4 separate regions of the Homo sapiens genome follow, and regions 1, 2 and 3 are each linked to region 4. A link is a loop called in an ENCODE intact Hi-C map of the cell type or tissue named here. Cell type or tissue: endothelial cell of umbilical vein. All regions are shown on one strand.

What was found. Peaks named below come from ENCODE experiments on the same cell type or tissue, not always from the same donor. Only the 100,000 strongest peaks of a DNase experiment are listed, where the experiment ranks them.
Region 1: a loop joins it to region 4, with 7 times the contacts of the local background. A loop is called at or near these places in 3 of 110 quality-filtered maps.
Region 2: a loop joins it to region 4, with 6 times the contacts of the local background. A loop is called at or near these places in 5 of 110 quality-filtered maps.
Region 3: a loop joins it to region 4, with 3 times the contacts of the local background. A loop is called at or near these places in 2 of 110 quality-filtered maps.

What each region holds. Positions count from the first base shown.
Region 1 is chr4:161,933,227-161,941,226 of GRCh38, forward strand. The region is part of intron 3 of FSTL5 (follistatin like 5); the gene reads right to left. Among named protein-coding and RNA genes, the nearest start is that of FSTL5-AS1, 86 kb to the right of the region's middle. RefSeq lists an enhancer at 3,016-4,215. In endothelial cell of umbilical vein, no CTCF peak of the experiment used is centred here; a DNase peak (open chromatin) is centred at 3,725; H3K27ac peaks cover 2,954 bases.
Region 2 is chr4:161,638,186-161,646,185 of GRCh38, forward strand. The region is part of intron 7 of FSTL5 (follistatin like 5); the gene reads right to left. Among named protein-coding and RNA genes, the nearest start is that of FSTL5-AS1, 380 kb to the right of the region's middle. In endothelial cell of umbilical vein, no CTCF peak of the experiment used is centred here; a DNase peak (open chromatin) is centred at 4,546.
Region 3 is chr4:161,315,660-161,323,659 of GRCh38, forward strand. No RefSeq gene overlaps it. Among named protein-coding and RNA genes, the nearest start is that of FSTL5-AS1, 700 kb to the right of the region's middle. In endothelial cell of umbilical vein, a CTCF peak has its summit at 4,889 (motif pointing right); no DNase peak of the experiment used is centred here.
Region 4 is chr4:161,563,479-161,571,478 of GRCh38, forward strand. All of the region lies in intron 8 of FSTL5 (follistatin like 5), which reads right to left. Among named protein-coding and RNA genes, the nearest start is that of FSTL5-AS1, 460 kb to the right of the region's middle. In endothelial cell of umbilical vein, no CTCF peak of the experiment used is centred here; a DNase peak (open chromatin) is centred at 3,173; H3K27ac peaks cover 1,963 bases.

The DNA.
Region 1 (8,000 bases), 370 kb after region 4:
CTGATTATGCCTTTCAGACAGCACAGCCACAGGATCCCACTAGATTGCTATTTCATGGTGTGTCACCCTTGGTGACTGTCCTTGTTTCTTTCCTCTGCCCACCTTCTCAATTCTGGCTCATGTTGAGGTTGTGTTATAAAAGTCTCTACAGAAAAATAATCACCTAAGCACTGAAAAAGATACTAAGATACATGTCATGTGCTTAGGTCCTGAAGCCTTATATTTTAGTAATGATATGAGATAGTTAAAACATGAATATTTCATAAGTTAAAAAAGTTGTCACATGAGAGATACAGAATTATATAAATTTTTGTAGGAGAAAAACATCTATTTTGAGAGAAAAAAAAGCTTCCTAATAGAACTCAGATTTGATCATGGATTTTTTTTTTTTAATGATTAGGATTTTCAAGGTGGAAAATGGTTACAAAAGAAGAACACAGAAATACAGAAAACCAGTAATCTTTGTCCCCTAAACCTCAACTCGTCTATCATTTTTATATTACCCTTATAAGTGGTTTCAGAGTGATAATTCCCTAAATCAATAAGCCAATCTGTACAGTTATCCCAATAAAAGAAACCTAGCAAAACTTACTATGTCTCCTTTTAGCTGATTTTTAAATTATTATTTACCACATATGTTTGCTTACATTGAAAACAGCACTGAAATCACTTTTTCTACGTAGTTAGCTCTTTAAGTGGTAGCACTGAAGTAGGAAGAGTAAGAAAACATATCTCCTAAACAAGTCTGTCTTCTAATACTAATAACTACCATTTTTCTATACTGACCTAAGCATTTTCTTCCCATCATTTGATGGGAAGACCTCATTTGATCTTTGTAACAATCTTAAATGCTACTTGTTTCTTGTTTTACAAATAAAGAAGAAACTAGCTCCAAATAGTTACTTATCATGTCCCAGCTTAAGCATAGTAAGTGATGGAGCCAGGCTTCAAACTTATGCTTTCTTGAACTATTAACCATCACATTATTCTGCCTGTACTTTGCTCCTATCAATGTTTATAGTTCTAGCAAACAATATGGAAGATATTTATTATAGACAATTGGAAATATAAAACTTGAGCACAGTAGAAACTCAGGGGATCTTAATTTGACATCGCTGTATATAAAATCATAGGTGAAGACATGAGTTAATGTGATAGAAGAAAAGAAAGTATTTATAGAAAGAAGGTTGGGAAGTATAGCAACTGGCCTTTCAAATAGTTTATCAAAAAAAATTGGACTGCCCTCAGTCATGAAATAACTCATATGTAACTTTTTAAAAACCTCATATGATCAGTAGTGTTTAGAAGCATTTGATCTGACCTTCTATTGCCTGAGTTTGAAACCTGGTTCCATCAGTAACTAGCTGTGTAATTTTAGAATTTTGTGGGGTTTTTTTTCGTTCTTTCTTTTTGCTTTAATTTTCTCATCTGTAAAATGGAGATATTAATAGAACTGATTTCATAGATATAAATCAATGTATGCAAATCTCTTAAAATAGTGTCTGCCAGACATTACAACTGCTATGTTAGACATTATGACAGACTATAAAATAGTGTCTTTCAGCACCTTAATGTCTGCTATCATTAACATCAATATCATGCCCCTGTTATTATTTTATTTCATTCTAAAAAACAACCAAAGAAGTAGGCAATCTGCAAAGAAGTTATAATCCAAAGTTTGTGTGCTATTTAATAATTATTGAAACAATACTTAAAATGATACATTCTCAGGTTAGCCCACAAACTCTACTTAAACCTAGATGGTTCAATTATGGTGCATACTGATGATGTAATGTAACTTTAACAAAATATGACCAGCAATTTACTTTTAAATCTCATAACTATATTTCATATATTTTAGGCAATTTCCTGTGCTCACTGTAAACTTGTATGGTAATGGAAATTAGAACTGCTCCAGTTCCTAGTTAATGATTCTATTTAGCACGAGAGCTCTTGTGTTGCAGGGCAGTTGTAAGGGGTCAGTAAAGAGAAGGATGAGATTCCAAGGCAGTAGGGAGAGAAACCTTTGGACACTAGTAATTCCTATCATTTTTGCTTTCAAGAGGATATTTATTACCAACTTATTCTCTGTGTTAGGTACACAACATCAGTGATGCAGAATCTTTGCCTTTCCTCAACAATGGGTGCTCAAAAAGGTCAAACACCTGTGATGTCTTTCTGAAAAGATAGATTTATACTGATTCAGTTCCATCTTCTTACTGATTACTGTCCTCATAGAACTAAGGAAGTTAGTGTTAATTGAATGCACTTCCATCATAAAAAATTTGATTGACATTTAGTGCTACCTAGACAAAGATCTCTTTAAATACCACAGAGAGGTAATTAAAAATTGGACATCTTGGCAGGACTGTTCATGGAAATCTTCTAGAGAATATGAAGGTTTTTTTAAAGCTCGTGGATATCAAATTTTTCCTCCTCCTTTGCACATGTCTCCATTGCTTCTGAGAGTCCTTTTTGTTCTTTCTCATGGTCCCCATATTCAACTTGTATCCATTCTGCCCAATTAACAGATTTTCTTCCTTGACCTCTCTACGTTTCCAATGGTAGGATGAATCTACACATGCTTCACAAATCATTTTATGAGAAATGCACAGAATGAGAAAGCACAGAATTGAAGACCTTCTCCTATTCATTTTATTAAAAACAAAAGCAGGCTAGGTGAGGTGGCCCATGCCTGGAAATCCCAGCACTTTAAGAGGCCAAGGCAGGAGTGTCACCTGAGGTCAGGAGGACGAGACCAGCCTGGCCAACATGGTGAAACCCTGTCTCTACTAAAAATACAAACATTAGCTGGGCCTGGATCATGCATGTAATCCCAGCTACTCAAAAGGCTGAGGCATGAGATTCGCTTGAACCCAGGAGGCAGAGATTGCATTCAGCTGAGATCAACTATTTTACCCAATACAGAGCTTCCTTCAATGGAATAGAGATTAGTTTGTTAATAGCTGTGAATTTAGGTAATTGTAGGAATAAAGAAAGCAATGAAAGTTCTTTTGCATATATCTACACATATACATAATTTACATAATCTAAGTGTGTGTATGTATGTGTATATGCTACTATACATATGTTTTCCTCTTAAGTGAACTGCTAATTTACTATGGTATATTGAAGATATAAACATTATTTTGCTATCTTCTTAAACCCTTTGAGACAACTAAAAATACTTTAAAATAGATCTGCAAGGATGAAGAGAACTGGAGGAAACAAACAAAATATTGGAATCTTGTAAGAATATAGATAGGTGGGAACTGTCTTAGTGGCACTAAGCAAGCTGAATCCCAACTTTGTGGTTGGTAAAGCTGCAAACCTTATTTATACACAGTTTCCTCAGATAAATTAGCAATACCAAGTACCGCAGGAAATGAAAATGACAGTGATTACTAAAATATGGAGGCCTGTTGAAAATTATGTGCAAAGTCAATAAATTGCCAGATCCCCTCCCTTATGCAATCCTGGTAGAAACCTGCAGGTTTATTCTTTCAGGACACAGCTAAACCATATGGAATCTGGAGAGTACCGCAAGCTGAATGCCATAAAAAGCAGCCCTCTACCACAGTGCATTCCACCCCAGCCTCTGGCAGGAATGTTGAAAGCCATAATCTTAGCCATCAGGCAGATTATTCAGATTCTTCTTTGAAGAACTTTTTATGTAAAATTGGGAGTTCCCTAAAAATGATTCACCCAGGTCACTCACAGGAAAGGTGATGGTTGAAAAACCTTACTCAGTGCTCAGAAATTCTAAGTCAGATTTTCAATGTCCTTTTCTTAATCAAGAACAAAAAGCCAGCATTAAGTAGGCATGTGAGTAAACCCTCTAACATGAAAGATAAGACCAAAATAAACAAACAGATTAAAACAATGTGAAATGAGTCAATGCAGTTAAAAAATACTGTAAAAACACAACATAACAAAACCTGTAATTTATATCCTCAGAGAAATGAGATAATAGCCAATAAATGAAATAAAAACAAAAGGAAACTTTATAAAAATCAATGATGTAACAGATAGGAGAAAAAAATGTAAAACAACATAGACATCACTTCCAGAATTCCAAAGTCCAAATAATAGAAGGTCCAGATGGAGAGGGAAGGAAAACAGATGGTAGGACATAATTAATAAAATTATTAAAATATTTCCCAGAACTGAAGGACATGAATTGCCAACTTGAGAGAGTTCACCCAGTGCACAGTAAAATGAATTAGAATAGACACATATCATGGCACACTGTAACATTTAAAAATATTGAAGACAAAAACAATTTGCTACAAGCCTCCAGAAAGAAAAATAAAATGCTCTATCATACAAAATGAATTAGGCATTAAATTTGATTCTGACTTCTCAGCAGCAACAGGGAAGTCTAGAAGGCCATAAAGCAGTATACAATTCTGGGGGAAAGAACTCTGTGCTGATTATGGCCCTAATCTTGCTCTCCTTTTCATGCCCTGATACTGAGTCAGCTACCAATACATTTTTCTCCCCAAAGAGGTATTTCTGCTTTAGCATGCTCCTCAGCACTGGAGGTAAGCAATGGCAAACTTAGAAGCCAAAGATCAGCATCTCTCCTCCTCATATACGTGTGCTGTACTTTTTGGTGTCTGGTCCACAATTTAGCCCTGCCAGTTGCCCTGCTTATTGAAATATTCCTGAACTTTCAGATATTCTAATGAGGTTTTCCTCTGACATCATCTCACCTTTCTAGCAACATGTCCAGTTTCTTTGTCTAACTACCACTCATCATATAGGTCTCATCTTACATGACTTCTCTTTTAACAGACCTTCCTTTACACTTTTCCTTTATACTCTTCCTTACATCACTTTAATATTAAAGTAGATCCCTTTCACCACCACCATTCATCAATATCAATGTACTTTTGTAGAACTCTGTGTTTTCTCTGCATAACACCTAAAAAATTGTGATTAGAGAGCTACTAGTTTAAATATTTGTTTACTATTGACACTCAATAAATCTGTGTTCCAAGAGAGCAAAGATCCATCTTTTTGTTCAAAAACTGTATCATCAGTAACTAGCAGAGTCTCTGGTGATCTTGATAAGGGCATAAGTAAATGCTTCATACACTAATTTATTTATTTTATGCAAAAACAATAAAAAATGTATTATCAAATTTCACTAAAATTTAAAATATTTTACAGTTTTATAGATGTATGCCATTTAAAAGTTATATATAAACATATAGGTAGATATGGATATCCAGCAAAAATGATTCTTTTAAAATACCATAAATTGGGCAGAGAATTGTTTCTATGAGAAATATTACGCAAAAAATATGTCATAAGAAACACTGGTGTACACCTTCATCTTTTTTGTATGATGGTTAATTAAAATGGATACAATTGGGTGGTTGGAATAGTAAAATTTCCAAAGCTGAAAAATAATAAACTGGTCAAATAATGCATAGTTTATTAAATTTGGCATCCTAAAGAAATATTGGAATGTATATTACATATCGAAATAATTGCCTTTGATTTCTACTTTGTCAGAGCACTTGGTTATAAGATCCTTTTAATAATTTATTAGCTGTATTCTTATGAATAAGCATTGTCTTTATTTTAAACTTTTCTGTATAGGGAACTGGTTATTCTTAATTTATCCTTAAACTTAAGTATTTTTTTTAATTGGTGACATAAGGCACGGAACAGGTTTCCAGCATCAAATGTTAATTAGCTTATTAATCAATAATTTAAAAATCATATTTGTTGCTTTAGTCCTCAGTTAAAAGGGCAATTAGCATAAAAATATATTTAGAAGAAAATGTAGTCACAGAGAAAGAGAATGACATTGGGTATAGTATATCACTTTTCTAGTTTTAACTGATATCATTAGTTACATTATCCAAGAAATGCAAAGGATGTTGATAAAATAATTTAATTACTACATTGTACTACATGCCACTATTTTCTATATTGGCAAGCAAATTGTAAAAACATTCAATAATAAGGAAGATTCATTTAAAAAATAAGCTTCTCTGATTTTCTTAGAATAAATAATTTTAAAATATCTCCATGTATTAAATTGGAACAGTGAGCAAAAAATATAATGATTAAAAGGCATATTTTTGCTTATATTATGGTACTTATGACTTGAAATCATATTGAAATATTTGTAAATATAAGAGCTTTCTTTTTACTCTCTGTATATTACATTCTTTAGAATATTTTTATTTAAGTCCCAAATAATTAAAATAAGATTTATTTCTGTTTTAAGGTTATCTAAGCAGTGGTTTTAGTGTTTTCTTCTTGATAACCTGTAGCTGATTCTCGTGCACTTTGCAATCAGGCTCATTAAGCTGGCTGACACACTTCATAACTCTGGCTTGAAAATGATCAAATAATGAGAAGGACTGTAGAGGAAGAATTGATTTTTGTTACAAAAGGGAAAAGTACAGCAATTCTTATTACCAATTCAGACAATTTAGTTCCATTTGACAGGAAATAAGGTGTCATTCTGAATTACTGAACAAGCACTAACATGAGGATAACAGTGAATCAAAAATGTTTATTTTAAAGCTATGTCCAAAATGTTATCAGTGATATTAGTATAGGATGTAGCTCCATGAGCCTATCTTACCACGGAAACACCAAAAAGTCAAGCATAAACTGTCAGAATAATCTTTAGATAGCTCCAAAAAACAGTCAAAACTGCTAACAAACTAAGAGAATGCTAAGTCAAGAAAAAGGCAAATTAAAAATGGTAGAAAAACTTTGCTACATTTTTACTTACCTTAGCACTCCCCCTTTCCCAGCTCAGCAGTGGTGCTGAAGACATAAGCCCATGATTTCAGAAATTCTGGCTCTTAGAATAGCTGAAAATTATTACCAGTTATTGTAAGAGCCAGAATTTCTAAAAAATTCTATCCTCTAATAAAGTTTTCAATAACTGAGAATTATTTTCAGGATTTTAAAAGCAGATTTTAGCAAGCAGAAAACATAATTAGAAAATTTGAAGGTAAGTCAATTGTAATTATCCACGTTGTTGAGTAAAAATTTAAAAAAATTGACAAAAATGAACAAGCCTTATGAGATCTGTGGAATGCCATCAAAATACGCTATCTGCATAACAGTAGTCCCAGAAGAGGAGAGAGAAAAAAAGAAGGAAAATATTTGAAAAATAACAAGCAAAATCTCCCCAAATTTGATAAAATACATTAATTTACACATCCAATGAACGTTCTGAAGGACACAAAAACATCTGCACTGAGCCCAATTATAAAGAAACTTTTTACAAAGCAAGAATCCTGAAAACAGAGAGAAACAACTTGCCCTATTTAAAAAAAAAAACTTCAATACAAATAACAGCTGATTTTTAAGCAGAAAACACAGAGGCCAGAGGTAGTTGGAAGATAAGTTTAACATGCTGATATAAAAATCATGTCCACCAATAATTCTGTATCAGATAAAACTACCTTTTGAAAATGAAATTGGAAAGGAAACATTTTCAGATAAAGGCTGTGTAAGTTTGATGCTAGTAGACCTTCACTCCAAGAAGTGCTAAAGGGAAATTTTGTGACAGAAATGAAAGGACTCTAGACAATTACTCAAAGCAACATGAAAAAAACAAAACAAAACAAAACAAAAAACACTGATAAAGGCAACTACATAGGTAAATACAAAACCAGTATTATTGGACTGAGAGTAGTAGTTCCCTTTTTTGTTTTTCATTATGTCTTAATGAAAAGCAAAACCCAATAATTTTAAATATATATTAATGTGCATCCAATATATAAAGATGTAATTTGTGAAAACAACATAAAGGGAGAGGAATGAAGCTGTACGAAAAAGTGTTTTGGTATACTATTAAGGCTATGATGATACTAATTCAACTAAATTGTTATAAATGTAAGAGTTTAATTTTTAAAACTGGGGGAAGCACTAAGAAAATATCTAAAAATATACATAAAAGGAAACAAGAAGCAAATGAAAACAGTATACTATAAACATTAATTGAACACAAAATAAGG
Region 2 (8,000 bases), 75 kb after region 4:
TGTAAGTTGGATTCCTAGGTATTTTATTCTCTTTGAAGCAATTGTGAACGGGAGTTCACTCATGATTTGGCTCTCTGTTTGTCTGTTGTTGGTGTATAAGAATGCTTGTGATTTTTGTACATTGATTTTGTATCCTGAGACTTTGCTGAAGTTGCTTATCAGCTTAAGGAGATTTTGGGCTGAGACAATGGGGTTTTCTAGATATACAACCATGTCGTCTGCAAACAGGGACAATTTCACTTCCTCTTTTCCTAATTGAATACCCTTTATTTCCTTCTCCTGCCTAATTGCCCTGGCCAGAACTTCCAACACAACAATCAATAGTTTACCAACCAAAAAGAGTCCAGGACCAGATGGATTCACAGCTGAATTCTACCAGAGGTACAAGGAGGAACTGGTACCATTCCTTCTGAAACTATTCCAATCAATAGAAAAAGAGGGAATCCTCCCTAACTCATTTTATGAGGCCAGCATCATTCTGATACCAAAGCCGGGCAGAGACACAACCAAAAAAGAGAATTTTAGACCAATATCCTTGATGAACATTGATGCAAAAATCCTCAATAAAATACTGGCAAAACGAATCCAGCAGCACATCAAAAAGCTTATCCACCATGATCAAGTGGGCTTCATCCCTGGGATGCAAGGCTGGTTCAATATACGCAAATCGATAAATGTAATCCAGCATATAAACAGAGCCAAAGACAAAAACCACATGATTATCTCAATAGATGCAGAAAAAGCCTTTGACAAAATTCAACAACCCTTCATGCTAAAAACTCTCAATAAATTAGGTATTGATGGGACGTACTTCAAAATAATAAGAGCTATCTATGACAAACCCACAGCCAATATCATACTGAATGGGCAAAAACTGGAAGCATTCCCTTTGAAAACTGGCACAAGACAGGGATGCCCTCTCTCACCACTTCTATTCAACATAGTGTTGGAATTCTGGCAGTTGTTAAGCAATTAAACCACTATAAATTTCCTCTTAGTTCTGAAAAAAAAAATTGGAGCAGATACATCTCTTCCAATCTAGGTACTGTTAAAAATGTGAGGCAGAAAGCTAACTGTAATTAAAGGGTAATGAAAAGTCTATTGTGAAATGATTATTATGTACTTGATGGGATTGGCAAGATCACTTTGCATAAGCTACCTATCCTTCCCATGGTGCTTGCTGTTCTGTGCTATGGAACCGAAAAATTGCTTAAAACGTTATAGGTGTATTATTTATTTAATTACATTATCATCTAAATATATGACCCAAGTGTCTAAAGGAAGATAAGCTACAAAAACATAAATTATTATTGCAATTACACAGTTAAAAATCAATTTAAATGGATTCTGAGAAGATGGTGGAGTACAAAGCACCAGGAACCTGTCTCTACACCTAGACAATAATTGCACTGGCAGCCTCTGTCTGATGGAACTGTTTTTAAATTCTAGAGTCTGTAGAAGGCTTGGAAAGCAATTTGAGATGAATTTCAGTCAATTTCAGCTATATTGTCATAGCAGCCACCCCTTCCCTGGCAGGCAGCTGAACATTTCTACTACAAGCAGCTTGCACACAGCTTACAGGAGCCATGGCTGGGAAAGGGGATCCTGTCATTGAAATATTGGGGATTTGTACTCTGAATCGTGCTTCTGATCCCACAGGTTTAGATGAAGAAGTGGATGGCCACTGTTCCCTCCATGTTGCAAGCTCCCCCTTCCTCAGCTAAAGTGACTTGCAGATAATTTAAAGGGTCAGTGCCCTTTTCCTCCCTGCTTCCTTCATTTTTTTCTTTTTTACCTTTTTGGAACAAGACTTTAAAGATAAGAATTTTCAAAGGAAATTTACATACAGAGAAAACTAGAAAGTGTCTGGATGTGCCTAGGAGAATGCACAAGCTCAGAAAAATTCTTAGAAAATCTTAAATTTATATCTCAGACAGATCTTTGGCACACAGCCTACAACAATAAATAAATCTAAAACAATAAATACATTAAAAAGAAGAAAATTCTGGGGAAGAAAGAGAATCTGGTTTTGAGTTACAGTATTAGATTTAACTGTCTAGTTTTCTTTAAAAATTTAACATGTATATGAAGAAATGGGAAAGCCTGGCCCATTCAAAGGAAAAGAGTAAATCAACAGAAACTGTCCCTGAAGAAGACCTGATATAAGATCTATTCAACAAAGGTTTTAGACGATTGTTTTCTAGTTTCTCAAAGAACTAAGGAAGATGTGAAGAACGTGAAGAAAAGCATGTATAAACAAGCATCCATAAAGAATTAGGAAACCTAAATAGAAACCAGAAAAAAATTCTGGAGCTGAAAATATAGCAACTAAAATGAAAAGTTCACTAGTGGGATTCAAATGCAGATTTTAACAGGAAGAAAAAAGAATCAGTGAACTTGAACCTAAGATAGTAGTAAATCATGAAGCCTCAGGAACAGAAAGAAAAATGATTGAACAAAAGTGAACCAAGTCTACATGATTTGTAGAATACCATCAAGAGTTCCAACACATGCATTGTGGGATCTCCAGAAGGAGAAGAAGCAGAGAAAATATTTGAAAAAATAATGGCAGAAAACTCTCCCAATTTAATAAAAGACATGAATCTTAACATCCAAGAGTCTCCACAAACTCCAAGTAAGATGAACTCAAAGAGACACATACCTAGACACTTTACAATCAAACCTTTAAGAGCCAAAGAGAGAATTTTGAAAACAGCAAGAGAACAGCAATGAATCACATACAAGAGATCCTTAGTACAATTGTTTGCAGCTATTTTTATCAGGAACATTGAGGCCAGAAGGTGGTAAGCTAATATATTCAAAGTGCTAAAAGAAATAAGCTGCCAACCAGTAATCCTATATCTGGCTTAGCTCCTTCAAATAAGGGAGAATTAAGACATCCACACATAAATAAAATCTGTGGGAATTTGATACCTGCTCACCTGCCCTGCTAGAAATACCTAAGGGAGCTCTGCAGGGTGAAAAAAGGTTACTAGACAGTGACTGAAAGCTATATAAAGAAATAAGAATCTCAATAAAGGTAAATGCAAGGACATTGTAGCTCCACTTTTTAATTTCTACATGATAAAAGCTCAATTATCATAACTTTGGTTTGTAACTCCACATTTCGTTTTCCATATAACTTACGGAAACTACTTCATTTGAACTAAATATGAGTTTATATTTTGGGGTACAGAATGTAAAAAGATGTAATTTTATGACATCAACAACCAAAAGGGTAGGTGGAGCTGTTAAAGAGCAGAATTTTGTATGTGATTGAAGTTGGTAGATATCCAAATTAGAGGGTTTTTTTGTTTTGTTTTGTTTTTTTTTTTGAGACTCTGTTGCCAGCCTGGAGTGCAGTGGCGCGATCTCGGCTCACTGTAACCTCCACCTCCCGGGTTCAAGCGATTCTCCTCCCTCAGCCTCCCAAGTAGCTGGGAATACAGGCATACGCCCCCACGCCCAGATAATTTTTGTATTTTTAGTAGAGACGTGGTTTCACCGTGTTAGCCAGGATGGTCTCGATCTCCTGACCTCGTTATCTGCCCGCCTTGGCCTCCCAAAATGCTGGGATTACAGGCATGAGCCACCGCACCTGGCCCAAATTAGAGAGTTTTCAGTTGAGGATGTTAAATGGACTTCCTATGGTATCCACAAGGAAATAGTACTGATTATATATATAAGAAAATGAAAAAATAATTTAAACTTTTCACTACAAAATATCAACTACCCACAAAGACATAGTTACGCAAGAAATGACAGACAAAAAAGCTCTAAGGCATATAGAAAACAAATAGCAAAATGAAAGAAATAAAGTTTCTCCTTACCAGTAATTTATTTCAACTTTACAAAGACATAGTTAAAAATAAAAAATTTATACATTTAAGAGATGCAGCTTGATGATTCGATATATGTGTACATTGTGAAATATTGCCACAATCAAGTTAACTAACATATCCATTACCTCACATGGCTACTATTTTTTTTGTGTGTGTGTAGTGAGAACACATAAAGCCTCTTAAATTTTGCGAAGACACTCTTAGCCAATTTTAAGTATACAATACAATATTGTTAACTATAAGCATATTGTTCTGGCAATATACAAAAATGATTTCCAGAACTTATCTTGCCTAAGTAAAATTTTGTACCCCTTTACTATGTAAGTATTACTTTAAATGGAAATGAATTAAATATCCAATCAAAAGACAAATATTGGCAAAAGTACAAAATCATGATAACTGTATGCCTTCTATAAAAGACTCACTTTAGAAAGACACAAATACATTGAAATGAAAATATGAAAGAAGATATGCTAATAGTAACCAAAATACAGCAAGATGGATATACAAATATTAGACAAAACAGACATTAAATTTAAAAAGGTTACGATATATAAGGAAGAAAATTATATTTTAATAAAAGTTTCAGTACAATAAGGAGATACAACTAAATACTTACATTTGATAAGACAGGGATGAATCTTGAGGATATTATCCTAAGTGAAATAAGTACCCAAAGAGAAATACTGTATAATTTTAGTCATATGAACTACTTAGAGTATGCAAAATCAGACAGAAAGCAGCATGGTGGTTCCCAGGAGTGGAGAGGAAGATAGAATGGGCATTTGTGTTTCATGGGTATAAAGCTTCAGTTTTACAAGATGGAAAGAATTACGGAGATGAATGTTGGAGATGGTTGTATAACATTATGAATGTATTTAATAACACTGCCCTCTATAGTTAAAATGATGAAGTGGTAAATTTTATGCTATGTGTATTCAACCACAATTTAAAAATTAGAAAAAATCAATTTAAACCTCATCTTGTGTATGGGTATAAACATGTTGGTTTATATAAGTCTTGTTCTAAATACATGAGTTAATATTTTTTTAAATGGCAATTTACAATGTTTGAAAAGCATTAAGTATTCATTAAGTGCTATTATTGTGTTATATGTTTTAAATATAGATGTACAGTTCAATACTCAGATGCAAAAATGAGTTTATTTCTCATATCCAAGCCCATTCTTGTTCCACTATCTTAGCTTATTCTTAGACATAAGAAGAGACTTTGAACTTCACTGAATGTACCTTTCTCTCTCAAGTCTGTGGCTCCCTTTACTGGGAACACTCTTTCACCTGGCTGTCACCTAAACTGAAAAACCAGTGTGTTCTTAGAAGTGTCCTATGGCCTTCAGCATTTATATTTGACTTCCCTTTCTGATTATTCCATAGTGTATATGTTTCTGAAATTATTTTATATTGCAGTATTAAATGTAACGGAGTTTTTTTTTTTTCCCCTTTTCAGTCAGTAAGATTTTGAAGACTGGAATATTATCTCTTACAGTTGTATCTTTAGTATTTAGCTGAATGCCTAGAAAAACATAGCAGTTAAATCAATATTTGTTAAATGCATGAAGATTAAACAACGATCATGTATGTACTTCCCCTCATCTTTTTCTTGCCTACTCTATTGCATATGATGGGAGATTAAATTGAAAGTGTAGTAAAAAATCAATATGCTTAATGAAAACTGTTATTAAAGAAATTGAATCTAGAAATTGTTGAACTGTGCTAGGTTTAAATGATTGATTGCCAATAAACATCAGTTGATTGATAATTCTGCATGTGGCTACTGTAAGAAAATAAAATCTTCAGCAAAATTTTAAATAAGATAGTCCAGAAAAATTGAACAATGCATAACTGCAAATATAAGAACCACCATTACGTGACTTGTTATTTGCACATTTAAAAATTATTGAGTACCTACCATGTGTCAGTACAGTGCAAACATCATAACACAAAGTTGAATTGGTAAAGGTCCTTTGCACAGAGTTTGTAGTCCAGAGAAGAAAAGTGAGAACAGTCAGTTTTATTCTGATGTAACAAGTACTTTAGTTTTTTGATGAGGAACTTTAAAAAAAAAAAAGAGTAAGTTCAGGCACAAGAGGCGTTTGTTTACTTTTGAAGGACACACTGGATTTAGGTAGATAAAAATGACAAGAGAAGGTTTTTCAGTAGAGAGGGAGAGAAGAATGTATTCAAGAACAGTAGTAATGGTTGGGTACGGTGGCTCAAGCCTGTAATCCCAGCACTTTGGGAGGCCAAGGAGGGCAGATCAGATGAGGTCAGGAGTTCAAGGCCAGCCTGGCCAATGTGGTGAAACTCTATCTCTACTAAAAATACAAAATTAGCTGGGTGTGGTGGCCCATGCCTGTAATCCTAGCTACTCTGGAGGCTGAGGCAGGAGAATCACTTGAACTCGGGAGGTGGAGGTTGTAGTGAGCCGAGGCCGCACCATTGCACTGCAGCCAGGGCAATAAGAATGAAACTCTGTCTCAAAAAAAAAAAAAAGAACAGTAGTAATAAAACAATGGAATCAGAGAACAGCTTGTGTTATGGAGAACTTGCAGTAAAGTGTGAACATGGGAGAATAGTAGGAAGAATTAATAGAGAAATAAGTTTTCTAGAATAAGCTAAAGAGTTTATTTTTTTCTCAGAAAGCTAGAAGAAGCCATTAAGGGATTTTAAAGGGAAAGTGAAATGGTCACATGTAAATTTTATGAAGACCTCTCTGGTTATAATATAAAGTGCAGGTTGAAAGCGAAGGAGAAGTCTCCATAGGCAAGGATAGTTTGAAGGTGAGAAATGACAGGCCTTAAACTAAGGCAGCTACAGTGGAAATAAGAGGACATAATGAATTTGAGATAAATGAAAAAGTTAAATTCACAAGATTTTGTGACAGATTAGATTTGAGGATAAAATGAGGGTTAAAACTTAGCCAGACTTGGTTTTCTAGCTATACCTACGTTAACTAAGAAACACTGCAAGTACATAGGGTTTAAGATAAAAATATTTCTAGTAATTTTGCATATTCAAATAAAAAAATTTGAGACTCAAAAGGCAAATTGCAAGTAGAACTTAACTTTGGAATTTCTCAGGGTAAACATAGCAGTTGTAGCCATGAGCTCAGAAAGATAATGCCAAAAAAAAAATTAGAAACACATGCTTTATACATTTAAAAATAAATATGAATAGATATTTAGCCAAAATTATTATTTAAAGAAAGTCATGATAAAATTATGTTTCTATGTTAATATTCCTTATGAACATGTAAATAATATTTTAAAAAACGATTTTAGAAACTAAACTTAAAATTACCAGTTACACAAACTCCTTTGTAAATATTTCTGCCACTCACTTACACGTGGACATTGTATTTTTATATATTGTTATCTTCACCAATAAGTTCCAAAATAATATGAATAAAGACCTTTAAAAATACGTTTTAAATTACTGATTTTAAGACTTGTTTGTGAAGTGAATTACAATATGCAGTACTCTAATAAATCAGGAGTAAAAAGTTATTTAGAAAGAATATTCATTTTAAAACAGTGCACTGTTTGACAATACTTATGATTACATGCCATGTCTCTAATTTAATAATTACTATTGAACCTACACGACCTGCGTTAGTTTTTTGTATTTAGGCAGAAAATTAATGCATGTTCCATGTTTTATATTTGTGACAGAAATCCAACTTCCTCAGCTATGCCAATGCTCCCTGCTTTATTTGGCTTAGAAGCTTTTGGATCATAAATATTCTCTGATTCCACTTGGATTTTAAGAGCCACAATGTCCTCAGGCCTATATTAAAAATGAATCAGTGATAAAAATTATGCGGTGAATGATGTATTCTATTAAAAATATTAAATTTCTACGTTTTTAGTTGAAGTGGAATAAGAAGTGCATTATTTATAGTCTAGAGAAGAAAAAAGTCAATAGCTGTATTTTTAAATATCTGAGTTTGATGGTATCCTCTAATACACTCTATATTAAAAAATAACACTCTAGCTTTCTAAAATGTTAAAAAAAATTTTGCAGATTAAATTATTTTTATCAATGATATACAATTTGGGTTCTGTTAGCAATGAATAGCCTAAGGGGCAAAAACCCTTTCTCATATATTTGTATATATAATATATATATAATATATCAT
Region 3 (8,000 bases), 250 kb before region 4:
GCCACAATTAAGTCGGAAGAAAAGCATAAGCTTTAAGAATCAAATAAATAAAGCCGACCTGAGAATTATCCATGAAGAAAACTTTGTAGGATTTTACTGACATTTTGAAATGCCTGCAACAAACAGATCAGAAACCTACTACATTTTTTTGAGGGAATTATTTTGTCAAAGAAGCAACGAATCAAGTATAAGAAACACTTGGACGTTTTTACTTCAATCCTTTGTGTTTAGAGTTGCACAAGTAAGAAGAGCATGATAAAGACTATACTCCACCAAACTGATCGTTTTCCTTCCAAAGTACACTCACTTCAGATATGCCTATAGAGGGTAACAAACAAGAAGGAGTATCTGAGAAGACAAAACAAGAAGTCAAAGAACAATGCATGAAGAGGGAAAATTAGGATGGTCTGATTAAGGTGTTTCTCCAGCAAAGTAGAAGTTCCTATAATGTCTGGACTCCAACATTTTATTATTATTCTGGAAAAGTGATTTCGGTGTGTTTCTCATTCTCCACTTTGCCAAGTGGGGCTTTTTGTCAAGGTTATTCATCCCCTTCTCCTCTGTGGAAGTGCACAGATATAAAATGAGACATATAAGGAGATAGACAAAATGTCTTTTGGTTTACGGGTTATCAGACAATAAGGGATCCATTGACATCAAGTGAATGACCTAGAGATCTTGAACGCTGAGTTGAGTGCAGCAATTGGACAGGACTTTGGTTTATCTTATCTGAAAATACTAGATTGGTTGACCGTTGCTGAGACAAGATATGTGTTTACTAAAACTACCTCCTCTTCTTGGAGATCCAGCTACTGTGTATATGCTGGTCCCCTTGGCATTTGGATGTAATTATATTACAGATAATAGACTATAAGCAGAATTGATGTGAACAGCTCCTAGGACTGGCTTTTAAAAACTTCCTATGTATACTCTTCATGATTTTTCTTCCCTGCCAGCTGAATTAGATAAGCATAGCAACTTTAAAAACCACATGATGAAGATGATGGACCTAAAAGATGGTATTTCCTTGCTCTTTGAATCATCACTCAGAGAAACATGCATATTAGTCTTTATAGGATTCAAAAAATAAATTAATCCATAACAAAATGTAATTCTTGTTTAAAATAAACCTTTAGAAATATTTGAGTTTACTTGCAATCTTCTAGCTTTATTTTATCGAGTAGACATAGGTCACATAACAATATGATATAATTTATGCGTATATCATATAATTTGTACATCTGCCTCTTATTTATAGGTTTAATCAGTTTGTTATTTCACAGATCATCTCAATTTAATTCACTCAATTAAACAAATAGCTCTGAGTAACCATTTATGTGTGATGCTGAGCTACTACTGGAGATAAACCAGTGAATAAGACAATAATCTTGTCTTGAAGAAACTTATGGTCCAGAAGAACTTAGGTAAATGCAGTAATGCACCACATAATGATGTTTTGGTGATTAACAGACCATATAAATGATGGTGGTCCCATAAGATTGTAATAGAGATGAAAAATTTCTGGCCCCTAGTGATGACATCATAGCCATCATAATATCATCATAGTGCAATACATTATCACACATTTGTAATGATGCTGGTGTAAACAAACCTACTGTGCTGCCGGTTGTATAAAAGTATAGCACATAGTCAGGCATGGTGGTTCACGCCTGTAATCCCAGCACTTTAGGAGGCTGAGGCGGGCAGATCACCTGAGGTTAGGAGTTCGAGACCAGCCTGGCCAACATGGTGAAATCTGGTCTGTATTAAAAATACAAAAAGAAAAACAAATTAGTCAGGCCAGGTGGCGGGCATCTGTAATCCCAGCTACTCAAGAGGCTGAGGCAGGAGAATTGCTTGAACCTGGGAGGCGGAGGTTGCAGTGAGTCGAGATCGCACCATTGCAACTCCAGCCTGGGCGACAAGAGCAAAACTCCATCTCAAAAAAAGAGTATGGCACATAAAATTATGTACTGTTGGTATTGATAATAAATGACAATGTTGCTGGTTTACTTACTTGTGATGCAATGCTTTTTAATTTTTTTTTTAGTATACTCCTAATTATTTTTTAAAGAAAATATTATAGTAATAGACCCTCAGGCAGGTCATTCAGGAGGCATTCCAAAAGAAGGAGAAGACAGCTCCATGGGTGTTACTGCCAGTGGGGCAAGTAGACCTTCCAGTGGAGTGAGATGTGGAGGCGAAGACAGTGATATTGATGATCCTGACCCTGTGGAGGCCTAAGCTAATGTGTCTTAGTTTTAACAAAAAACTAAAAAAACAAGATTAAAAATAGAAAAAAACTTACAGAATAAGGATATAAAGGGAGAAAATCTTTTTGTATAGCTGTACAATATACAATGTGATTATGTTTTTTTTTTATTATACTTTAAGTTTTAGGGTACACGTGCACAATGTGCAGGTTTGTTACATATGTATACATGTGCCACGTTGGTGTGCTGCACCCATTAACTCGTCATTTAACATTAGGTATATCTCCTAATTTTATCCCTCCCCCATCCCCCACCTCACAACAGGCCCTGGTGTGTGATGTTCCCCTTCCTGTGTCCATGTGTTCTCATTGTTCAATTCCCACCTATGAGTGAGAACACGCGGTGTTTGTTTTTTTGTCCTTGCGATAGTTTGCTGAGAATGATGGTTTCCAGCTTCATCCATGTCCCTACAAAGGACATGAACTCATCATTTTCATGGCTGCATAGTATTCCATGGTGTATATGTGCCACATTTTCTTAATCCAGCCTATCATTGTTGGACATTTGGGTTTGTTCCAAGTCTTTGCTATTGTGAATAATGCCGCAATAAACATACGTGTGCATGTGTCTTTATAGCAGCATGATTTATAATCCTTTGGGTATACACCCAGTAATGGGATGGCTGGGTCAAATGGTATTTCTAGTTCTAGGTCCCTGAGGAATCGCCACACTGACTTCCACAATGGTTGAACTAGTTTACAGTCCCACCAACAGTGTAAAAGTGTTCCTATTTCTCCACATCCTCTCCAGCACCTGTTGTTTCCTGACTTTTTAATGATTGCCATTCTAACTGGTGTGAGATGGTATCTTATTGTGGTTTTGATTTGCATTTCTCTGATGGCCAGTGATGATGAGCATTTTTTCATGTGTCTTTTGGCTGTATAAATGTCTTCTTTTGAGAAGTGTCTGTTCATATCCTTTGCCCGCTTTTTGATGGGGTTGTTTGTTTTTTTCTGGTAAATTTGTTTGAATTCATTGTAGATTCTGGATATTAGCCCTTTGTCAGATGAGTAGATTGCAAAAATTTTCTCCCATTCTGTAGGTTGCCTGTTCACTCTGATGGTAGTTTCTTTTGCTGTGCAGAAGCTCTTTAGTTTAATTAGATCCCATTTCTCAATTTTTGCTTTTGTTGCCATTGCTTTTATGTGATTATGTTTTAAGCTAAGTGTTACAAGAACAGTCAAAAATTTAAAAAACTTAAAAAGTGTATGAAGTAAAGGAAATGTTACAGTCAGTGAAGGTTAATTTATTATTGAAGAAAGGAAAAACTATTGTTCATTAATTTAATACAAACTAAGTGTCCAGTGTTTTAAAGTCTGCAGTAGTGCACAGTGATGTCCTAGGCCTTCACACTTACTCTCCACTTACTCACTGACATATCCACAGCAACTTCTAGTCCTACAAGCTCTATTCACAGAAAGTGCCCTATACAAGTTTACCATTTTCAATCTTTTATACCATATTTTTACTGTACCTTTTCTGTTTAGATATGTTTGGATGCACAAATACTTCCCTCTGTGTTACAATTGCCTACAGTATTGAGTACAGTAACATGCTGTACCGATTTGCAGCCTAGGAGCAATAGGCTATACCAGGGGTCCCCAGTCCCTGGGCCAGGAACTGTTCCATGGCCTGTTAGAAACTGGGCCACACAGCAGGAAGTGAGAGAGCGGCAGGTGAGTGAGCAAAAGTTCAACTTTATGCCTGCTCCCCACTGCTTGCATTACCGCCTTAAAGTCTGTCTCCTATCAGATCAGCAGCAGAATTAGATTCTCATAGGAGTGTGAACCCTGTTGTGATTTGTATGTGTGAGGGAGATTGCAGATTCCTCATAAGGATCTAATGCCTGAGTATCTGTCACTGTCTCCCATCACCCCCAGATGGGACCATCTAGTTATGGGAAAACAAGCTCAGGGCTTCCACTGAACCTACATTATGGTGAGTTACATAATTATCTCATTATATATTGCAAGTGTATTCCTCTGTCTTCAAGCTGCTAATAAAGATATAACCAAGACTGGGCAATTTACAAAAGAAAGAGGTTTAATGGACTTACATTTCCACGTGGTTAGGGAGGTCTCACAATCATCGCAGAAGGCGAAAGGCACATCTCACACGGTGGCAGACGAGAGGAGAGAATGAGAACCAAAAGAAAGAGGTTTCCCCTTATAAAACCATCAGATCTTATGATACTTATTCACTATTACAAGAATGGTATGGGGGGAACTTCTCCCATGATTCAATTATCTCCCACTGCATCCCTCCCACAACAGGAGAGAATTATGGTAGCTACAATCCAAGATGAGATTTGGGTGTGGACACAGCCAATCAATGAGGTAATAATAAAAATAAAGTGCATAATAAATGTAATGTGTTTAATTATCCCAAAACAATCTCCCCCGCTCCAGTCTGTAGAAAAATTGTCTTCCATGAACCCCATCCCTGGTGGGGACCATATATTCTTGTCAAGGGAAAAGGGAAAAGGAGAGAAATTGAGACTTTTCTGTGGTTCTTATACATGGGAATCCATATGACACTATACTAGGTCCCCTTTGAGAAAAAATTAAATGATGACATCTGGAGGTTTTGGGACGAACATGCGACCCATGATATTTACTGCCTTGTGGTCCTTATCTGCCAGCAGGTGGAGCCCTTTAGGCCATTTCAGGTGACAATGACCATGTGTTCCCACTGCTGAGTGCATTATCAGCATTGACATTTTGGCTACTGGTGGCACAGAACATCACTGCCGCCTGAATGCCCCCTAACAAGTAAGAATTTGAGTCGTAACAGCAGGGAAAAAATCCACTCCTGTCTTCTATCTAAATTACTCAAAGGGTTATTCAACAAAAGTAGTACTGCATATTAAGTGGAGAAAAAGACATTACTTTGTTAACTCGGGACTCGATACAAATTACTCTGTCATAGCATAACAGCACACTTTGGCTAGTCAAAAAGGTCTTCAGGTCGTGGAGACTGACAATGGATTGTTTCAGACTGAATGCCAAGGCTATGTGGATGGGAAGCCAAAAATCTTCCAGATACAATCAAATAAAATGTTTAACTATGGCTAACTCTGGCAGCATTCACTAATAAAAGGGAGGTCCTACAGCTGGAAAGCCCCTTTGGGTACTGGCCCCAGCATATACTTCACTTGAGTGTTCCTTTTGTCCCTTTTGTCAGGATTACCAGCAACACCACCAACTTTGGATGAGGCTCTTTGCAGCAGCATGTCTTGAAAGCATTCAACAAGTCGTGGTTCCAGTACTACCTTTAAAATTTTAGAGGCTGCTAACCCAATAAAATTACAGATGTCTGCAATCTCCATGCCTGCAGGTTAGAGTCTGTGGCAACACAAAACTTCCAGTGGGGTGCACAAGCCTCTTGAATTTAAACACATAAATTGCCTGAGGCAGCCAGAAGATATACCCCTTTTGAAAATTAACTCCTTGCTCACTGCTGGACACTGGTGGAGATTGAGCATCTATGGCTGGAGTGTCATATGCAATACGTGTGACAAACTCTATTTACACTGGGAATGTTTCTGGAGCCTTGGGGGACCAGCTCACAATGGATCCTAAGATGATTTTGTCCCTTACAGCCCTATCTGTAAGAAATAAACAGGCTTCATATAACTTGTTGCATGTGAGTGTGTCTGTCTCACTGAACTCAGACAAGCCAGAAACCAGGACATAGTAAACCTATTTTGCAGTGGATCAAAATGTGTGTTATAGACTGAATGCTTAGGTCTCTCCCAAATTCTTATGTTGAAATCCTAACACTCAATGGGATGTATTTGGAGGCAGGGCTTTTGGAATGTGATTAGATCAGTCTAGTGCCCTTATAAAAGAAACTCCAGAGAGTTTCCCTGCTGCTCCCACTCTGTGAGGACACAGCGAAAAAAAGATGGCCTTTAGGGACCAGGAAGCTGGCCTTCAGCAGATAATCAATCTGCTAGCACCTTGATCTTGGACTTCCCAGCCTCCCAGAACTTTGAGAAATAAGTTTCTTTTGTTTATAATTGACTCAGACAATGGTATTCTGTTACTGCAGCCTGAATAAACAAACACAATGAATTGAGTCTGAATTCAGGATACAAAAAAAATGTGAAAAGTTTGTATGCAGGAGAATTTGTGTCTGAAGTAAGATAAGAATATTTGATAAAAAGAAAAGCAGCCATATTCAAGAGTTGGAGGAAATATCAATAGGATAAGGTTATTCATTTCATGATTGATGGATAAATATGCTCACAATGGGATGTAACTAATTAAGATCTTCTGGCTTCTGGCATGATGTTACTTATTGAATTAGAGAAAATAGAAGTTGGAATTAAGTTTTGGATGTATTAAGAAGAATTACATATTAGTACTGTGGAAGTGCTAAGCAGAATTATTTTATAGCTTCTCTGAAACTCAGAAATTGATCTTGACTGAAAATAAATATGCACCAGAAATGGGTACACCAAGGGCATAGAGAACAACGTAAAAACTTACCACAATATGTTATGTTGTAAAGCAATATTTTTGACATGCTCAAAATCAACATTATAAATGCATGTAACTGAAATAGTTTGCGTCTAAATTTAATACTGTATTACTCATTCCTCTGTCCTTAAATCATTGAAAATATCAAAGATTACCAAAACACAGCTTTTAAAATGTAGCAGTATAAAATTATTCCTAACTATTTGCAGTTGTACTGCTGGAGACATTAAATATCACCAGCGAATGTTATTTACTACTATCAGCCCTGAAATATGCTAGCTTTACCACCCACACTGTACCATTCCAACCAGCATCCATGTTATCTCTTAAACTCTAGTTCAGGATGATCTACTATGACTGTGATGTGGATTTGTTTATTTTTACATATAATAGCTTCCAGGGCAAATCAATGGAAGTGCAGGATTTTTTTTCTTTCTATCCTGTGAGATGAGAATTAAAATGAACAAGGCTACTGACTAGATATACTTGGTATTATGGTTTGAATGTGTTTCTGCAAAATTCATATGCTGGAACTTAAACTTCAAGGTGATAGTTTTAAGAGGTGGGGTCTCTTGGCAAGTGTGGTCTCTTGGCTCTGACCTCAAAAATGGAATTAATGCCATTAAAAAGAGGGTTTGGAGAACTGCTGGACCTCCCATCTCTTCTGCCATGTGAAGAAGCAGCAGGAATGTACAATCTTGGAAGTAAAGAGTAGCCCTCGTCAGACATAGAATCTACTGGTGCCTTGATCTTGTACTTCGTAGCCTCCAGAGATGGATAAATAAATTTCTACTATTTATAAATTATAAATTCTGTGGTATTCTGTTATAGCATCAGGAACAGGTTAAGACACTTGGTAAATGTGGTGGTACAGTATATATGTTTATAAAATCCTCATATTAAAAGACATTAAGGGAATGGAGAAAAATAGTGAACTTTCCATTGCAGCAAATGCTAACAAGTATTTTGATTTGAAATCTAGTAATTAAAGGAAAGTAAAAATAGTCTTATACATATTTGAATTATATGTCATGAAATAAACTATCCACACACAGCACTGAAATTATGCTTAGTACATCAATTAATTTTGTCTTATCATACACAGATCTATTTAATATCACTGTGAAAACTTATTTAAGAGTTTAAATACAATATATCCTATGTAATGTGGCTATATTAATATTTTCAGATAGTTTAGGCAGAACTGTACTGACTCTGTCATTGTCTGAATGCTCTCTTTCAA
Region 4 (8,000 bases):
TAGTGGTCATTGTACTTCAAAGTTGGCTCTAATTCATGTCAGCCTCCATTTTTGTGCCTCACTATTTAGGCTGTGCTTCTTTATTATTATTTCTGCTTTTGTCAATCTTACTGCTTCCTCCATGGTACCTATTAATGTTGTGGCATATATGTCCCTGCAACAAATAATCTAATCACCCCGTAGCAGTCAATGGATATTACCACTGCTCTCTACTGCTATCTTTTCTGTAGTCTTATTTCTCCCCAACAATTTGGCCAGAAAGTGCACATATTGTTCTTGTCAGTTATACTAAGGCAAATTTGGAAAAGTTATTGTATAATTTAGAATTATTGGGAATAACATTACTATAATCTAAATTGGTTAGAAGTGCCAACCTGTTTTGAAAGTTTTCTAAGTAGTAGCGCCTTACTACATGTAATTAAGCCAAAATGAAAAGAAAAAACAACACAAAAATTGTCATAGTAGGGTGCTAAAAAGAAGATATGTAAATGCTTATGCGTTAAAATATTATCTGCATATTATAATAAAAGGAATAAAAATAAAACTATGCCCCTCATCCACATTGAAATTTATTGTCTAGACATTTTATAAACATTTGATATTAATTTTCTTCAGAGTGAATAATATATTTGTATTCAAATTTACATTATTCAGATAAATCTCAGCCAGCCTAATTAATTCTACAACAATACTTGATGTATATTATCAGAACCATCAAATTATAAATTATGCATGTGTATATATGCATGTGTACATATATATGTACACATGCAAGTACACACACAAACATTTTTAACACAGTTCCAGTATATGACCTGATCCTATAATAAAATAATAATAGCCATAACAATAAGGAATCATTAGCTTTGGAATTGTATTCCTATATATATATATAAAAGTGTTTTCTTAAGGAGAAACTGCAGTTTTCAGTTTTATCAATAGATGGCACTACTATTTACCATATGTTTTGCTAAAATATAACAATATTTGCTGAAATATATTAATTGATAACTAATATAATTTATTTAATTAACTCATATAATTAATTTATTAATTTTTATTCCTAAAAATTTGCTTTCAATAAACAATTTACTATTTCCTTGACATAGTAATGTATCACCTGTAAATATTCACTTTCAAAATGATACTTATAATCTTTAATCTTTTATTAATACATGATAATTACTGTTAAATGCATTTTTATTATTTATAAACTTTTAGATACTTCCAAAGACATAATTATTATTATTATTTAATGCCTTCTAACTCAGAGTAGCATTTGTAGGGGAGATGCCTATTGCGGGTGTCAGGAGTGGTGTTATCACTAGGTGTTCTGCTTGCATACTATTTGTTTTTATTCTAAAATTCACTGGTGTTAAATCAAAAAATGAGCTGGAGGAAACTTCCAATTCAATAGCATAAATTATCTATAATAGTGATAGAACACTGATAGTCACAAATGATATATTTTCTATTGATAATATTTTATAAAACTATATGATGCACAAAATTATATGTATTTTGTTATAAAACACACTCCCAAATCACTATCATAGAAGCCACAGTACAGGGAACCTTCTACTTATCCTCTGGCAAAGTTTACTTAAAATGATTTGTGTTAGCTGAAAATGTGGGGCCGAAAGCAAAGAATTCATAAGTGCCTCTCAGACCTCCGTATTAACAGAAAACTAATCAAAGCCCTCCAATCTATACAGATTTCTGGGATTCATTTGACATATCTTGCCTATCATCATCATCATCATCATCATATTTATTATAATTAGCCATAAGAACATCTTTTTGCATTTGATTAATATGAAATGTTTGACTGGCATTAAATTCTTAGAAGTAGGTTTGCTTAGTAAATGTCAAGTAAATGGAAATCCACATAAACTTAATGTAATCTCAATAAATATATTGAAATAAATACATATATATGTTTTTGAGGGAAAAAATGCTAGTTGCATTAACACATTTTTCTCTCTGATCCTCATATATAATTATTTATCTTACACAAGTGGCAGTCTTGATTATTAAAAGAAAATTTAAGCAGGCCAGAAATGAAATCTTGGTACCTTTTCAGGCTGTTTTCCTTTTGCAATATGCAAAAGCTTGCTGTTTGCCCGCCACTTAAATGTCAAAAATCCCATGTGGGTCAGAAAAATATCTTTGCTATGGCATGAAAACACTTAATTGTTAACCTATTCTGTTATAAGATTAGCCTGAGTGCTGATTTCCTTCTTGTGAACGTAGTATAACTTGAGACACACACACACACACACACACACACACACACACACACACATATATATGATATTTTCTTTATCTCTTCATTGGTTGATGGACACTTAGATTGGTTCCATATCTTTGCAATTGTGAATTGTGTTATGGTGAACATATGTGTGCAGATGTCTTTTTTATATGATGACCTGTTTTTCTTTGGGTATATATGTAGGAGTAGGATTGCTGGGTTGAATGATAGATCTACATTTAGTTCTTTGAGAAATCGCCACAGTTTTCCATAGAGGTTGTACTAATGTACATTCCTACCAACAGTGTATAAGTGTTCACTTTTCACTGCATTTGTGCCAACATCTATTGTTTTTTTCTTTTTTTTTGGACTATATATATATATATATATATATATATATATATATACACACACACACACACACACCGTGGAATGCTCCTCAGCCATTAAAAAAAAACACACATAATAATGTCTTTTGCAGCAATTTGGATGGAACTGTAAGCAATTATCCTAAGTGAAGTAACTCAGAAATGGAAAACAAATACCACATGTTTTTACTTATAAGTGGAAGCTAAGCATAGTATTCTATGGTGTATATGTACCGCATTTTCTTTATCCAATACACAGTTGATGGGCACCTAGATTGATTCCACATCTTTACTATTGTGAATAGTGCTGTAATGAACATAGGGCTGCATATATCGTTTGAAAAAACAATTTATTTTCTCTTGGGTATATGCCCAGTAATGGAATCTCTGGATTGAATGGTAGTTCAAGTTTTAGTTTTTTGAGAAATCGCCAAACTGTTCTCCACAGTGGCTGTACTAATTGACATTCCCACCAGCAGTTCGTAAGTATTCCTGTCTCTGCAGCCTTGCCAGCATCTGTTGTTTTTAGACTTTTTAACAAAGGCCATTCTAACTGGTGTGAGATGGTATCTCATTGTGGTTTTGATTTGCATTTCCCTGATGATTAGTGATGACTAACATATTTTCGTATCTCATGGAGGGAAGGAGGGAGTAGCAAAAATCAAGGAAATGAATTATAATAATTACTCATAAGTATAAGAAAAGCGTTAAAAGGTATTAATCTGGAGAACTCATAAAAGCCTAGGTATAGCATGTGAAAATGTATTCTATATTTTCCCAGTGCACCAGAGGCAGCAAATTATTTTCTGAATTACTATTACGTATGATGCTCTGTTTTACTGTTAATTTCTAAAACATTCTTCCCATTTGGTCAAGTTTAAAAATGACACAGATGTCAATGAATGAAATCAAATTTACTATGTATTACATGATACAATAAAGTATGCTAAATAACATAAAGACTAATTAGATAATTCCAGTCATAACTTGTGATCACTGCCCGAACCATCTGAAGCTATTGTTTTGAACTTTAGAAATGTCATTGTACTATTTTAAATTGAACTACAATTTAAACATAATATGGAAGAAATAATCATAAATTACACACAATAAAGATCTGAGAAAGCATCTAGCAGTAAAACAACACAGAGAAAGAGATTAGATAAATTCATTAATTTAAATAAAATAAAATTTATTTTTAAAACATATGGATTAACAAGTACACATGCAAATTGCAAAAGGTGCTTAAAATCTAATTAAGCTATCTTGAGAGTGCCCTCATGTTAAATCTTTAAGATCAAATAAGCCTCATTATCACATTAACCTTCTTTCCACTCTCTTGTTATACAAGTGTCATTACATTAATTAGTCATTATACTGTTTTTTAAGTGCTGGCCACCTCATGAGCATTTTGTAACATTACCCAGTACTTGTATACATAGAAGTAATCTATGATATATCACTCCTAGTCCAGTAAACCATATCATGCTAATTTAAATATCTATGTGTAGATATAACCAGATTATAATTTTATGAAGAAAACAACTTTGTAATATCAAAAACAAGATGCAGTACATTCAATTACCTATGTAAAAGAATTCTAGCTGAATGAATTTAAGTCTAAGTCAATCATAGGTGAATAAAAAATAATAGTATCTGAGAATGAGTCACCTATCTGAGATTTGCTCCTATAAACAAGAGAATCTACACGTCTTTGATTCATGTAGAGGACTGTTTCTCCCTTCAACCCTTAAAATGATGTTCTGTTTTATTGCTAACTTAATTTCTAAAACGATCTTCCCATTTGGTCAAAGTAGGAAGAGGAAAGAATCATTGGCTTGGTGTGTTTTTAGAAAGATTGAGCACATGGAACTCATCCTTTCTCATGTGTTGGATCTGCCTGAAAAGAGGATGCATTCTATTCTGCTCTCTTGGCAATACGAGATCAGCAGTGTTGGCTCTGTCTCCGTGTGCTGAAGTCTAGGGTTGCCCAGCGACGCCCATGACTTGGCAAATTTTGGAGTCCATATTTGCCATATATCTCAACCACCTTCTCTAGGCAGCTTTACCCACAATGCAGGTAATATTTTGTCCTTTATGTCAATCACTATTGCATCTTTCTCTTAATTGGTTCTGAAGACAAGGATCAGGAGGAAGAAGAGAGTGGTGTTCTTTACCGATCTCCTATATGTGCAACATCTGATGCTTTGAGAACGCTCTAGAAACTTACAAAGAATAAAGTGCAGTTGACACAGTAACACCAGGAAGAATCAAAGCTTTTGAAATAGCTTCAGCGGGTAACTTAGCCCTGATGGTATATGCCTTAGAGCTGATCTTCTTTACAGTAGGGAAGTTAGCTTTTATATGCTGCAGCCTCCGCAGGTGGCTTTGGGTCTTAAGCTTTACTAAATATGGCATAATTTAATGTTATCCTATTGGGTAAGTTTTCCCCATAAATGAATAGCTGTGTTTATGCAGGCAGAGTTATGTCTAACAAATATACACATTAGGAAGCAGGTCACCCTATGTAGGAGCTGTCATTATTCAGCTTTGAATTACACAGATCAAGTTTGGCCTGGTTTAAAAATCAAGGCTAAGGCAGAGATAAGTTATTTTATGTATCAGTAAATGGCTTTTGCTATGTTTCTTAACCAGGTCTGTAAGCAGTTTTTTTGTTGTTGTTGTTTACCTAATGCATAGGCAGCTAATTTCCATTAGTAATACAAAGCACAAATATAGGTTATTACTCTAAATTATTAATAGCAGCTATAGTTAAGCAGTACTAAACTGACTAACAAAATTACATGTACTGTCTTTAGTTATATAGAAGGAATCTTGCAGGGTTAACTTTCTATAAAGAGAGGCTTGTTCAAAGGTAGCAAGTACCCCAGTTCTGTTATTTATGTATTTTCTTATCATGGCTTTCTACAATGTGTCTTCACCCAAAGAAAGATTATATATTGTATTATATTTCATTACACCCTCAACCTCCTGGGCTCAAGCCTCCTTAGTATCTGAGACTACAAAAACATACGTGTGCATTACCATGCCTGGATAATTTTTAGTGGAGATGAGATCTCACTATGTTACTTAGGCTGGTATCAAACTAGCCTCAATGTTCCCTCCTTGGCCTCCCAAAGTGCTAGGATTACAAGCATGAGCAATTAATGAACAAATACAAAGTAAAAAGCCATGGCTGCCATAAACATTTCTTGGTATCCAAGATCTGGGCCCAAGGGTTACCTGTTTCAAATACCAGAATTACATCATGGAAGTTGTGAAGGCCACCATTAAGCCAAGGAATGTCTCAAACCATTACACCAAGAAAAAAGTGTCTTATTTTAGAGAAATCAATTTCAAGGGTGGGGTAGAAAAACAACTCAAAGGAGGTGTTGCCAACTTAAAGCCTAAGACAGCAATTACATTTCTGTTCCTCCACTGTCTCTGAGAATTGGGTTTGCTCAAGATACCAAGTAGCAACTGAAGTGGTTTGAAAACATATACCTTTGATTTTCCATCACAACATAAATAGTAGAAAATGAAAGGAAAATAGAGGAAGAAAGACTGATTATGCTGGATAAAGTTTATTTAAGAGGACATCTTGGAGGACACAGCAGCCAGATATGAAAAGGAAAATGAGATCTTTAAGTCCAACACACAAACACACACACACACACACACACACACACACACACACACACACCCCACATTGTGGCTCTAAGGACTAAATTCTTTTAAGGACAGTATCCTTAGACAATGAAGAAATGTTTTAGTTGTCTAGTGAATAAAACCTGAGTTGGGGCCTAGCAATCTAACAACAGAAGAACATGAAAAACCTCAGGGAGGGAGGAGAAAGAATGGATACGTCAAAGCTTTCCAGAACCAGGAGCTAATGAGAAACATCTATTCATCTACTCATGTACATTTAAAAATGCTGCCTCTTTAATATATACCCTTGTTTTTTTGTAACAATACAGTGGAATGTATCCTTATTTCAAAGACATTAATACAGGAAGAAAAGTAGTGTGTAGAGTATTTTAGGCTATGTGCAGTTTTGTAGAAGGTGAAAAAACTGTGCTGTGGAGAAGACTGGGCAGGACAGTGAGTGAGTGAAGAGCAGGTGGGGGCATAGTTAAAATTTTAAATAGTGTAGTCTGGGTAAGCTTCATTGAAAATGTGACATTTAAGCAGAGTTGAAAGAGTTTGAAACTGAGACTTATGGAGATCTGGCGAAGAATCTTCTGGGCAGGGGAAACAGCCAAGTGTAAATGTTTGTTATGTATAAGGTCCAAAAGGAAGTGTACATTGAATGCAGCTGGATTACACTTTCTTTTCTGAAAAGGAAAGAGAAATAGGGTAGGAAGATACCACAAAAACTGAGAAATCAGAACATTTACGGTTATTTAGGGGATTCAAAGTCTGGCTTTTAATCTGAGAGACATTGGGAGCCAATGGGATTTTAAGTAGAGGAGGGATGTGACTTGACTTCATAAGCATGAAGTTGGGGACACATAAAAATAAAAATAATTAAGAAAAATTCCTAATAGTTCAGAGATCTTTATCAAGTGTTTACAAACATCGTAGATAAAATTGTGTAAGAAAGACAAAGAACACTAAAATTCTCATGGCATCTCTTAATGTATTTCAAAGTAGCAGTTATTGCAGGTGAGCCTGCAGCTATGCTCTGGACCTAAAAGGATATGACCAGGAAATCTATGGAGTTAAGGCTCCAAGGGAGCCGGGTGTGGTGGTTCACACCTGTAATCCCAGCACTTTGGGAGGCTGAGGCAGACGGATCACGAGGTCAAGAGATCGAGACCATCCTGGCCAACATGGTGAAACCCCGTCTCTACTAAAAATACAAAAATTAGCCAGGCGTGGTGGTGGGTGCATGTAGTCCCAGCTACTACTCGGGAGGCTGAGGCAGGAGAATCACTTGAGGCGGAGGTTTCGGTGAGCCAAGATCACGCCACTGCATTCTAGCCTGGGTGACAGAGCAAGACTCCGTTTAAAAAAAAAAATAGACTCCAAGGGAAGACACGGCCAAGATGAAACATAGTAAAAAGAATCTGGGAAAGAAAGTAATGGATTATGTTAAGGCACAGGTTAGATGTTGCTCTAATGGGAGAAAAGCCCCTAGGTGGGATCTGCCAAATCACTAAGGAAAAGGTGGAAAATATTTGAACAGTGGATGGTTTTGGCAGACAGAGATCATATTTTCATATCTCTCACTGTGACAAACCCCACAGAAAAATATAGAGGAGAATACATGGGAACAAAAATGTGTGGGCCAGAAAGGAGAGAGAAATAAAAAGGAAGGAAGACAAATTTCTAGCAGACGGCCCTCCCAAAGGAAAAAAAAGAAAAAAGTCCACATCAAA